2 separate regions of the Homo sapiens genome follow, and region 2 is linked to region 1. The links are chromatin contacts, found by Hi-C or POLR2A ChIA-PET in ENCODE. All regions are on one chromosome and are shown on one strand. Each heading gives the region's core, a stretch centred on a gene start or an enhancer-like site at or near the end of the contact. The rest is flanking DNA. Distances are from core to core; before and after follow the strand shown. Region 1 overlaps ANTXR1 (ANTXR cell adhesion molecule 1). Region 2 overlaps ANTXR1 (ANTXR cell adhesion molecule 1).

Region 1 (6,275 bases), core at 227-2,726:
CAGCCTAGGTGATAGAGTGAGACTGCGTCTAAATAAATAAAGTACAATTCAGTGGTTTTTAATGTATCACAAAGTTGTACAACTATAATAACTATCTAATTCCAGAATATTTTCATCACTCCAAGAAGAAACCCTATACCCATTAAGCAGTTATTCCCCCATTTCTCCCTCCCTCCAGTCCTGGCAGCCACCAATCTACTTTCTGTCTCTGTAGATCTGCGAATCTGGACATACCTTATAAAGGGAGTCATGCAATATGTGGCTTTTGTGTCTTGCTTCTTTTATTTAGCATAATGTTTTCAAGGTTCATCCATGTCATAGCATGTATGAGAATTTGATTTCTTTTGATGGCTCAATAATATTCCATTGTATAGAAATACCATACTTATCAGTTGATGAACATTTAGGTTATTTCCATTTTTTGGCTGCTTTTAATAATGCCACTGTGACCGTTAATATGTAAGTTTTTGTGTGGATATAACTTTCAATTCTCTTGGGTATATGTCTAGGAATGGAATTTGGGGGTCATAAGGTAACTGTGTTTAACTTTGTAGAAGAACTGCTAAACTATTTTTCAAAGAGGCCACAGCATTTTACATTTCCACCAGAAATGTATGTGGGTTATAATTTCTTCACCAGCAGATGCCATTGTCCATCTCTTTCTCTTCAGCAATCATAGTGAGTATGAAGTGATATCTCCATATGGTTATGGTTTGTACTTCCATGTGACTAATGATGTTGAACATCTTTTCATTCATGGACCTTATTAAGCCTCAGAAAATAAACAGGATTAGACCTGGTTGGGACCTGAATAAATGATCACCCTATCCTTCCCCTTTATTCTCTTTCTATGCCAAGATATGTTATTTATTCAATCACTCAATGAGCTCATCCTGAGACTGACTCAGTCCTGGGTTAAGGCACAACCCAGCATTCAGAAGAAATAGAAATCTTGGCCTCTGCCATCAGGAAGCTTTCAATGTAATTGGGAATAACAGTGACAAAAGAATATAGATCTTAAGGAAACCTTAAAGGATAGATAACTTAAAAGATTAAATCAAAGACCATTTTCAGGTGGAAAATTCCTCCCTAAAGCCCTGCAATCTTGAGGTACTTCTTATAGGAGCTGTAAGCCAACATACAAGTTGCCTAAAAACACAGCTGTACATATTTTGAAAGGTGGGTTCAGGGCTTTGTAGATTAGTGGAGTTAAATCACTATGTCCTGGTTCTAATGTGTCCTGGTTTTCACTTACTGGCAGATTCATTCGAAAGGGTTTTGTTACATAACGTCTATGTGTGAAGAGCTGACATTCTAGTCAGGCTGCTGGGCCAGATGTTTGAGCTCTTCTGGTAACCAAATGTGTGCACTAACACAGAAACCCTATCAGGCAGGATGGGAGCTCGCCTCTGCCCTGGTGCACTCCCCAGAGCATCATTTCCTCCACCGTCTCCCCCTGGCCTAGGGGGTTAAATTGTTTGGTTTCCACCATTGCCACATCATGGATTCCTGCTGTCTTTCTTCCTAAACTCCCTGAGGTGGGGCCAAGCAGACATGCAGGCAGCCTCTTTTATAGAGGATTTAGCAACTCAACTGGTAATGTTAGAACATGGTGTTAGAGAATAGAGTTTGGCATGTGGCCTGCATTTCCACAGTCTTCTCTTCCTCTGCTGATCTTTGAGGAAACAAGAGAAGTAGGCACAGAAGTGAGGCAGAAAACATTTGGAATCAGCAAAAACATCAAACAACAGATGTCTGTATGTCTGGCATTCAAAATGGACACAGAAATAGGTTTCTATAGGCTTAACTGAGCAAATAAGAGAAGATAAGATTCTTCTACAAGTGCTTGACACGTACTAAATTGCTTATTGAGCCAACCAAGGAATCTGTCAGATGCCTGACAGACATCTAGAGAAAACTACTAAGCCCATCTTTCTAAACGTAGCAATTGTGCATTTGCATCAACGTGTATGTATAAATCCTTCATAGTCATAGGACTTATGCTCCTGAAAAAACCATAGGCCCGTCACCTTAGCTTTTGGATATGAGTCCCAGTTTTTCTGCTTTACTAATGACATGACTCTGAGCAAGTCATTCAAAATGTCACAGTCTCCATTTCCTTATTGTGAAGGCCTCTTATACTTCTAAAAAGCATTCTTTTCTAACTTATACTCCTTGTGGCACATGTAGTGTCTCTGTATTCTTTTACTTAAATTTCAGTTTCTTGCTTCACATCCAGGCCTGTTCCACTTTTCTGCAAAATGAGCAAACCTGCCTAAAATTAAAATAAAATAAGCTTTAAAAAAAATCACAACTTCAACTCCTAAATGACTCATCTGTCAGAAGGCAGTGAGTCCCCCTTTTCGCATGGTGGTTCAGAAGCTAATGGCTGAGTTCTAAGGGCATGGCATTTGGTGCCTAACAGACCTCGATTCCAGTTCTGATTCTGACAAGTTACCAGCTGTGTGATCTTGGACACATTACTTAACTTCACTAAGATCAGTTGTCTCATCTGTACCTCCCCAGGCTGTGGTGAGGTTTAAATGACATCAGACATGTACAATATTTCACAGAGGGCCTGGCTCACATTGAGGGAGCAATTAGCATTAGTTATTATTGTCTTGGCAAACATGGCCTCTAAATTAGTTTCCTGGGACTGAAGGTGGCATATACTCATGACATTTATTAAGCTTCGAGAGTCCCATATACTAATTCTCTAATTTCATTATTCCTCCAACAACAAGTCTACATTTAGATGGCAATGTACTGTGTAAGATCCATATTCACAAACATTGCATTTTTTCCTCTGACCTTCAGTCTATTTCTCTTGTGATATGCCACATAGCATTATCCCGAGCCCCAATTTTTAGATACAAAAGGATGATAAAAGTGAAATAAAGTGGAACACTGACCATTAGATACCAACAAACTTAAGCAAATATTCCCAAACATTTAGCCAACTAATTATTGGGTTTTTTCCATGGTAGGAGTATGGTAAAGGAGAGTTGTTTTTACTTAATAACGATTTTATTCATGTGCATTAATCAAACATACATTATGCCAATGAGAAATTAATATGCAGGCCAGGCAAGATATATGATCTCTTCTATGCAGAGACAAATGAGTACTACACTGAGGGGCTGATATCAATTCAAGTAGGTAGTGCTTGGCAACTGACCACTGCTAAGAAAGACTTTGATTCATTCCTAAGTACAATTATTCCTACCTAGCCTATGTACTGTTACTGTGTGCCCAGTAGAGATAGGAATGCCATAGTGGTATCAAACAACTCCTGACCTAAAGGAATGTTTCTCCAGCTGGGGAAGAAAAGACAAGAGAACACCACCAGACCATACATAATGACAGTCCTACATTGTTCAGGACTAGCTGTGAATGCCCTAAGGCAGTGACTTTCTAAAATGTAGGCACCGTGGGCTCTTAAGAAATCCTTTCAGGGGAGTACAATGTGCAAAACAGACACAGAGGAGGTGAGTTGATTAAAGAGGAAGTGGAGGACCCCTCCCCTGTGGCTCCCTCCGGCTACTGAGATCACAGATTTTCAAACTGCCTGGATTTGAAAACTGGCTAAGATTTGAATGGACAGAGAGGAGGGAGGAAGGTGTTCTGCGTTAGGAGGACCAGTAAGCCCAAAGGTAAAAGGGTGGGAATTCAAATAAGAAGTGATAGGCCCTTCTTGGGACACCTAGTGAGGATGCACTGGTAAGTAGTGAAAGGAACCCACCTGGTTGCTTTTGGTGTTCAACCTAAATTAATTTTTGAATATTTTAAGCCTGGTGAAATAGTGAACAAATGCTCTAAATCAGGGCAGATGCGAAGCTTAAGGTTATTGGCCAAGTAACGAGTCTCGTCATTATTCTTTATTTCAGAGTCATTTCAAGTTGTCGTGAGAGGAAACGGCTTCCGACATGCCCGCAACGTGGACAGGGTCCTCTGCAGCTTCAAGATCAATGACTCGGTCACACTCAGTAAGTCCTTGCAGAGTCCATGGGTTTCTTCGACAAGTGGCTTCAAGGAAGGGAATTCCCACCCTTGTCTTCCAGCAAGGCCACACACATGAAACCAGCAGAAAAGAGTCTTATTTGCTGGAAAGACCCCCAGCAAGGGCATAGTGAGCCCTTACAGTGGTTCCAGTCAGAAAAGGCACCACTTGGGTGGGCACAGCCCCATGGGTGTCCAGCTTGGTAAGCAGAGCAAGGCTGGACTTGAGTCCCCGTCCTCCACAAAACACAGAGCCACAAGCCCCAGCCCTGCAGCAGCCCTCCGGAAGCAGCGGGGCACTGGTTTCCTTGTCCCCTGCCATCTACCGAGTGGCTCACTCTCAGGTGGGAGTGCTGGTGATGGTTAATTAGGACTGCAGAAACATGAGCCTCCTTAACAAAGTATTGGGACTCTTAAGGGTAAGTGTGAAAAAGGAATGGTCTAAATGCATTAATCTTGAATAAACCGAAAACCAAACCATTAGGCTTGCACATGTAGATTCTGCAGCTTTTTTCAATCTGGATGATTCTTGCGTGGAGTAGCCAAGAAACTCTCATCGTGGTGAATATCTTACATGAAATACAGGAATATGGAGTAAAACTAAGTGCATTTCATGAGAAAAAATGAATTATCATAACATTGGCTTCTTCACAAGACATTTGTAGCAGTCAAGTTCCTAATTTAAAGATGTACGTGATTCATGTGGTTGACCAGGAGAGATGGGGAAGATGATTATATGAGGGACAGATGCCAGAAGCACTGGTTATGATTTGCATCTGGCATCCGTCACACAGATAATTATTTATTCCACATCTGCAGTGATAACTGTCATAATATACTGCATTTTCTGTAATGCTATGTACCTTCTAAATGCTTCACATCTTTTTGCTACAACAGCCCTGAGAGGTAAAGAGAGCAAGGAGGACAGGAGGACACACATTTGTTGACTAATCACTCACACTAGTTTTCTCCTCCTGATAGCCTATTTTTTTTTTTTTTTTGGAGACTGAGTTTTGCTTCTGTTGTCCAGGCTGGAGTACAATGGCACGATCTCAGCTCACTGCAACCTCCGCCTCCCAAGTTGAAGCGATTCTCCTGCCTCAGCCTCCTGAGTAGCTAGGATTACAGGTGTGCATCACTACACCCAGCTAATTTTTTGTATTTTTAGTAGAGATGGGTTTCATCATGTTGGCCAGGCTGGTCTCGAACTCCTGACCTCACATGATCCACCCGCCTCGGCTTCCCAAAGTGCTGGGATTACAGGTGTGAGCCACCACACCCAGCTCCTCATAGCCTTTTGAAGGAGGTTATCTTGTTTTTAAAGAAGAAGAATTGAAGGGCTATGGATATTTCCTTCTTGACATCATAAAACCCACTTTAGTAGTTAAACAGACACATGCTGTGTCTTCCTCACAAACATCTGGAATTCCTGGCCTTGGAGTAATTCCAAACATTAGAAACATTCGGTTAGTTTTCTTAATATTTGGAAATGCTCTCACAGATCCAAAAAGTACGTGCTATTTGAAAACATTCTGAAATATCCCTGAGTAGTCACAGTGTGAAAGTTGGACGTGTGCCCCCAGCAGAGTTCTTTCTTTTTTCTCCCTGTCAATTGTGATGTCACTTAAGTCCCCCTTTTCTCTTTAACCAAAATCCCAAGTCTAACATCAGAAACTCCTGAAGGTTTAACTCAAAGACATCAATACCTTCCAAAGAAGACTTCCCAAACAAGCAGGCTTTCAGGCCCAAGCTCTCTGAAGATACATGGAAGTGGGCTGGGGAGAGAGAGAATCTACCCTATGTGCCGTTGCTCAAAGGTTACACAAGATGCTGTATTAAATAAGATGTGGCCAGGCACGGTGGCTCACGCCTGTAATCCCAGCACTTTGGGAGGCTGAGGTGGGTGTATGGCCTGAGCTCAGGAGTTCGAGACCAGCCTGGGCAACATGGTGAAACCTTGTCTCTACCAAAAATACAAAAAATTAACTGGGCGTGGTGGTGCACACCTGTGGTCCCCAGCTACTCTGGAGCCTGAGGCTGAAGGATCACTTGAGGCCAGGAGGCAGAGGTTGCAGTGAACTGAGATCATGCCACTGCACTCCAGCCTGGGTGACAGAGTGAGACCCCATCCAAATAATAATAGGAAGAAGATGAAATGCAAACTCACTATGGATTTGTCAAGTGAGTACTCGAAGGCCTATTTTCCAACTTCTTTGGGAAATTTTATTTCTTTCTTGGGAAACCAGTCCATCCCTCTCTCTCCTTTCTTCCTTTCC
Region 2 (6,284 bases), core at 3,233-5,732, 100 kb after region 1:
TTTCCACTGACCAGTTTGGCAGAAACCAATTCATAAACTGGGTCAACCTAAGAAGTGGGAGGGTTATAGGAAAGAGGCTGGATAGAAAGAAATATTATCATTAATAAGACAGAAGAATCAATGCTGTTTGGGAGCAAAATGCTGGTTATATAAATCCAAGAACAATGGAATGAAAATAAATGGAACTTCCTCTAATGAATCACACTTAAATTGAATCTCTTATTTACCAATTCTGAATGAAAGTTTGTATTAACAGCTGAAGATGTTCCATCTGTTTTTGAGAGACATAATACCACCTTGAACTTTTATTCTCCAGCCATGCAAAATAATAGATTTGAGATATAAGAAGCTTAAGAATTTGGATACATTTGAACACACTCTCAACACTGTTACAAATTATGATTATCCAGTTTACTTTTAAGTGCCCTTTCTTTATGGAAGTCTTGCTAAAATAAGATACATGAGAGAAATCGATACAGAAAATTGTGTCCTTGTTGCCGTGGCAACAGCCACACGATGTACACATGGAGTTACACAAGAAAGGTCACAGATGAGGTAAGAACCAGAATTCATAGCTGCCTATGGCTACTCAGGAAAGAATTCCAGGCGAGGCAGGGGGGGCAATATTGTAGCTCTGTCTATATGCTTCTTCTGTTTTGTTTTGCATAACCTTAGGAGACTCACTAGAGAGGCCTGCCTTGCTTGCATGGTGGTGAGTCTGTAAGAATTCTTCAGCACTGATTTATGGAGCTGACCACATTTTCCATAAACTCAAAATGACTCCATCCAGGCATGTGCTCATGAACAAGAGTCACAGGTTCTGAATTTTTTCTTTAAAACAAAACAAAAACAAAAATCACCTAATTGCATTCTCGGTTACATTCTAAGTTGCTTCAGACACATGTTGACCTCACAGAAACCTGGCAAATTTTCCTCCTTAGTTCCTGTCTCCTTCATCCTCCCCCCAGCTACTCCACCCCAGCCCTCCAGATGCAGACACAAGCCCACCAACAGAGCCTCTGAGGCTGCTGAAAGGCCTCCAGCTCAGCACAGAGCAGGGGCTCAGGGAGCCAGAGCCTAGAGCCACCGCCCTTCCCTGGGATTGGCACCCACCTCCTCAGAACCATCCAAGCCCCAGGTCAGGGGTGGCAGCAGGGAACACGAGTGTTTTCCATCTGCCATCACCCGTCTCCCTCTTTTTGCCTGCGGTGGGCTCATGGTCCCATTGTTCCTTGGAGCCCACCAGGAAATGCTTGGGCCAACTTAAAAGGGAAAGTGCCAAAGGAAACCACCTAAATAGCAAACCAGTAGCACATCTGATTCTAAGATTGTTAAAATTTACTAAGCACATGGTGTCCCCTGCTCCCAGTAGGTAGCCACCACAGTGCTCCTTGTAAAACCAAACCTCAACACACCATGCCTCCACTTCAGACTTGCAAAAACTGTGGGAAAACCCAGAATCCTTAGCTTGATTTAGAAAGGCAAGCCTTTCCATTTCATACGCTACTTACCCCAGATTCCTTCATCACCTCCAAATGGGCTCTGAGCACGTGGAATTAATTGCTGGTCATGCCCTGAACATGCCAGGACATTTTGTGTCTCTGTACCTTTGCTAGGTTTCTCTGCTTGGAATGCCTTTCCCATCCTCTCTACCGAGTGAACCTAGCTTGGTAATATTGTTCATTGTTCCCACAGTTTCCTGTAAATACAAAAAGTTGCTGGCCAGACTCATGCTTGAAAGGGGGCATTGCCCAAGCAGAACACATTTGACAGAGCCTAGGTGAGAAGGTTTGGAAGTTAGAACCTCTGTCCCAGGATGGTCCAGGATGGTCCCCAAGGCTTCCTGCACAGCTTGGCCACTCTTTGAGTTCAGAAAATTTGCTCATCTTTCAAGGGCAAATGGTTGAAGGAATTTAGAATGTTCTGAGAAAGAACGCTTCAAGGGGTCATGAGAGCTTTTTAACTTACTTGGTCCATGATGATATGGCGTGTCATTCCACTTTGCAAGCTGTTTCTTATCACGTCACCATTGTCAAGGAATAATCTTTCCATGTCACTACATATCCTTGAATAATATCATTTTAATGACCATGTCATATTACATTGCATATCTTCCCTTTTTGGAGATTGATTTTCAAGTATCTATTATTATAAATGAAGCTGCAGTCAGTATCCTTATTGCCAAATCATTGTGCACATTCACAAATGTTTCCTTAGAATAAAAGGTCCAGCTTTCTACTGGATCAAATAGTGTGCAAATTTTTAAAGCTTTGATACAAATGGCCAAATAATTGCCCTTCAAAAGATTATACAAATTAACCCTCACATTAGCCCCCTATGAAACGCCCATCTCCCCAGATGCTCCTCAATATTATTAACGTACCTATTTGATTGATAGGTGCTAATTTGTATTTTTTATTATTACTGAGGTAGAACGATTTTTTTAATGTTTATTTTCTCGTTTGTCAATTGGTTTGACTTGGCTCATTTTTCCACTGGATATTTTAGTGTTGGTTTCCTGTGATCATTTTCTTAACCCATCTTCATTCATATATTAATCAAATGTTTTGAAAGCCTACTATGTATCAGATCCTGTGCTTGCATTAAGTATGTGGTACTTAATCCTTATGACATTTAAAGTCTAACCATGTAATATATGTCCAAAGTTTTTTCTAGTTTGCCATTTACCTTTTAACTTTTTAGAAATATATTCAAGTTTTCTACAATTTTACAGTCAAATCTATAAATATTTATGATTCCTGCCTTTTGTTTCAAATTTAGAGAAGCCTCCCCTACTTCAAGAGAACATACATTTTCACAAAAATTTTCTTCCACACTTCCACCCCCTCGGTCTGTTTTTGATGGTAATGCGAATTGTCACCTTTTCTGCATCTTCCTGAGTATTTTAGTGTAGATTTGGGAAAGGCTCCTTTGGAAGCTATGGGCCATATGTTATATTAAATGAGAAGTCCTAGAAAATTATCTTGAATGCCTTGAAGTGGATGTATTAATAGAAAGTGACTTGGATTTACTCTGGGCCATCCCATTGAACAGAGCTAGCCCCATAGGTAGAAACAATGGGGAAACAAATTTCATCAGAAAGAATTGAAGGATGCAAGTTTCAACAACACAACGGGCTGCCCCAGAGACTAATGCTCCAGGTAACTAATGTTACCAAACACGGATAAGACAAATTAACCACTAGGCCAGGACACAGGGGATTCCTGTAGCAGATCAATGGTTCTCAAACTTGAGCATCAGAATCACCTAGAAGGTTTGTTAAAGCACAGCTTGCTGAACCCATGCTCGGAGTTTCTGATTCAGAAGTTCTGGGGTGGAGCCTGGGAATTAGCATTTCTAACAAACTCCCATGTGATGCTGATGCTGCTGGTCTGGGGATTACACTTTGAAAACCAGTAAGATAAGGAACCAAACAAACTTCAGAGTACCTCTCACCCTGAGAGTCTGGGGTCCTAGGCAATATTTCTATACTGCTTTGGCCACCAAGCCGCCCCTTTTCTATATTTCTCCATAGAGCACCTATTGACACAACTGGAGAATAACTAGTCTACCTTAAATCTAAATATTAAGCCTCAGTGAGTTGTGAAGAAATCTCCCATCTTCACATATTCTGTTCCTAGATTACTAATTTCAAACACAGAAACATAAGGGAATTCAGAGATCAGAGCGTGGACTCCAGTGGTTTTCAATGTGTTTGCACATTGTTATCACCTAGAGAGCTTTCAAGGTCCCCCCCTAAAGGTTCTGTTTAATTGTTCTGTGATGAGGTCTGGGCACTTATAGGATCACCTGGGAATCACAAAGCCTCCCCAGGTGATTCTAATGGGCATCTAAGGTTGAGAAGCAGTGAGGTGGTCCAATTCCCTCTTTTTCACTCAGGGCAGCATCTTCTCTTTCCTTTTTGAAACAATTTAAAGGCAACTCCCCATGTTCCTTCAGAAACCCCAAGAGTAAGATAGGCTGATCACACTCTTCATGGGCTTTTAACAGTCCCTTTCCTATCAGGAAGATGGTTAATCTAGACTGAGGCTGCCATGTCATTGCTACTGCTTGAGTAAAGAAGATGGAAAAGAGAAAATAGAACTCAGCCTCATATGTCTTTTCTGGATGGAATTCAATCATCTACCAACCAGCCTGAGCCCTCCCCAGTCACTTTTACTCCAAATCGAACTCCATCCCACTTCACGTGCTCCCAGAGAACCCACTGGGTTTGGATGTCATCTGTTTTCAGATCTGGCATCAGGAGGCCGGTACATTCCATTACTATCTGCAAGAACAAAATACTAAAGCTCACTCAGGGCTTGTTTTGCAAGCCTGGATCTCCTTGCAACCAGAAGAGACCCAGGGAAACACACACGTAAATGTACATAAACAATGTTTGAAACTCATCTGAAGCCTCAGAGGTTGTGAAATCCTCCCCAGCTGTTTCCAATAAGGGCGTGAGGCCAGTCACATGGGCACCATGTCTCCCTACTGTCGCAGAGGCGAGAATAGCCTGGGCAGGTTATCCTCCAGGAGAGAGGTTATCCTCTGCCCAGTCCTTCTAAAGCAGATAAGCCTCCTGTAGCAGGCCTCAGAGAAAGTGTCTGCACTCTTGCATTCTCTCTCCTCTCTTCTCTCTCCTTCACATTTCCTGCATTCCCTCTTTCTTCTAACCCCTTTCCTTTTTTTCTTTTCCCTGTTCACTGCCAATTTCTAAGGCCTGCCATGGCTGCTTTCCCTCAACAAAAACCAATTGCACTCCCACTAAGAATCCATTTCTGGGCTGAGCACTAGGGATATCCATTAGCAGAGGACTAAACTCTGGCTTCCAGGAGTTCATGTATGTATGTATGTATGTATGGTGTGCAAGAGAAGAGAGTGTCATGCACTGTATGAACTGCAAATGTTTACAGAAGCATAAACCCATTCACAGTAACTTGGGGTAATGATGATCTCCATTTTAAAGAACAGAAATTGAGGCTCAGGGAAAATTACTAACTTTTCCAAGGACACACAGCTGGTAAGGAGGTCTGGGGCTTGAATTTAGGACTTTCAGACTTGAAAGTCAACACTAGGGATTCCTGAACTCCTTCATGCATTCAACCCATAGTTGTTAGATGTCTTCTAAGAGCCAATGAGCACTGTATTAGTGCTTGATATTCAAGATTAATGAATGAGCCCTGTCCCTGCCCTCGAGGAACAGGGACAAACAGGAAGCTCCCAAACACTGCCTGGTGTGAAAGGCTCTGTGATGGAGCTGAGCACATGAGGTGTGGGAGCTATACCCAGGAAAGGCATCTCACCAGCCTTGGAGTCCAAATGCCTTCTTGAATGGACATTTAAGCTAAGACAAGAAGGGGGAATGGAGTTGGGGAGGTAGAATATTCTAGTGACAGGGAAGCTTGCATACAGATCTGCAGGTGAGACTGTGGCTCCTTCAGGGAGACACAAGGAGCAGGGTACAGAGGAGGACAGAGTGGGAGGCACTGAGAGGAGGGACTGTGGTGAAGAGGAACCTGAGTTGCCGGCCGTGGGAGCCTGCTCTGCCAGCCTGACGAGGCTGTACTCCACCCTGAGGACAGTAGAGACTTACTGCAAGAGTTTTAAGCAGAGGCGCAATCGGATGTGCATTTTAGAAAGGTCGCACTGGCTGCAGTGTGGACATAGCGGCAGTGAGAGAGGCTGGCACCCTGAAGTGCAGAGTGGTGGGCAAGGAAGACAGCTTGGATTCACAAGATATTGAGCAAATAATCACAGATTTGGTAACTGCCTGGGTGTAGAGGATGAGAGGGTAGAAAGTGTGAAGGAGGACCTCCAGGATTTGGCCCAAGCGACATTGCTGACTGTGCTGCCTGCCATTCACCAGGATGAGGACAGCTTTGCGAGGGAAGATGAGGACGTCACTTTTTAACTTGTGGAGTTCACAGTGCCTGTGGGACATCCAAACAAAAAGGACCTGCAGCAGGTCAGGACCAGGGGGAAGCATGAAGGCATCTAGGGCAGGAACTCTCTGGGTTGCTCACTGTCAGGGTTGTGTGAAAGTAGGGACCTGCGAGTACATGCCTCCTTAAATTTTGTGCCCTAGACACCTCGCATGCCTCACCCTAGTCAGGGGGCAGTTTTGCTCCAGTGAGAGTTTTGGGCTGCAGGCAAAGATCTGAGAGTCATTGGCCATGGCAGTTGAGACCAATGTGACTAGAGGGGAAACCAGGGAGAGGGGTAGAGAGAAGAAGTTAAGCACTGAACCCTGAGGGTCACATCCTTTAAGTCAGGGTGGAGAA

Evidence for each region. Hi-C counts contacts between places; a loop is a spot of excess contacts on that map. ChIA-PET counts read pairs that join two places held with the same protein, here RNA polymerase II (POLR2A).
Region 2: a map of CD14-positive monocyte shows a loop between it and region 1 (1.9-fold over the local background). The contact joins two enhancer-like sites. A Hi-C loop is called at or near these places in 1 of 168 maps with a recorded cell type or tissue (CD14-positive monocyte). POLR2A ChIA-PET finds 5 or more read pairs at or near these places in 3 of 52 experiments (AG04450, HepG2 and WTC11).

The regions. Positions count from the first base shown.
Region 1 is chr2:69,098,955-69,105,229 of GRCh38, forward strand. ANTXR1 (ANTXR cell adhesion molecule 1) reads left to right here. Exons shown (of 18, transcript NM_032208.3): 10 at 3,888-3,986. It overlaps MIR3126 (microRNA 3126), which reads left to right and starts at 4,728; the gene lies at 4,728-4,801. Within about 2 kb of position 1,477, at least 7 of the 41 ENCODE cell types and tissues checked have a DNase peak (open chromatin) inside an H3K27ac peak, as active enhancers do.
Region 2 is chr2:69,195,907-69,202,190 of GRCh38, forward strand. The region is part of intron 17 of ANTXR1 (ANTXR cell adhesion molecule 1); the gene reads left to right. It overlaps LOC124906019 (a long non-coding RNA gene), which reads left to right. Exons shown (of 2, transcript XR_007086799.1): 1 at 1-6,284. Among named protein-coding and RNA genes, the nearest start is that of MIR3126, 95 kb to the left of the region's middle. RefSeq lists an enhancer at 707-1,906. Within about 2 kb of position 4,483, at least 4 of the 41 ENCODE cell types and tissues checked have a DNase peak (open chromatin) inside an H3K27ac peak, as active enhancers do.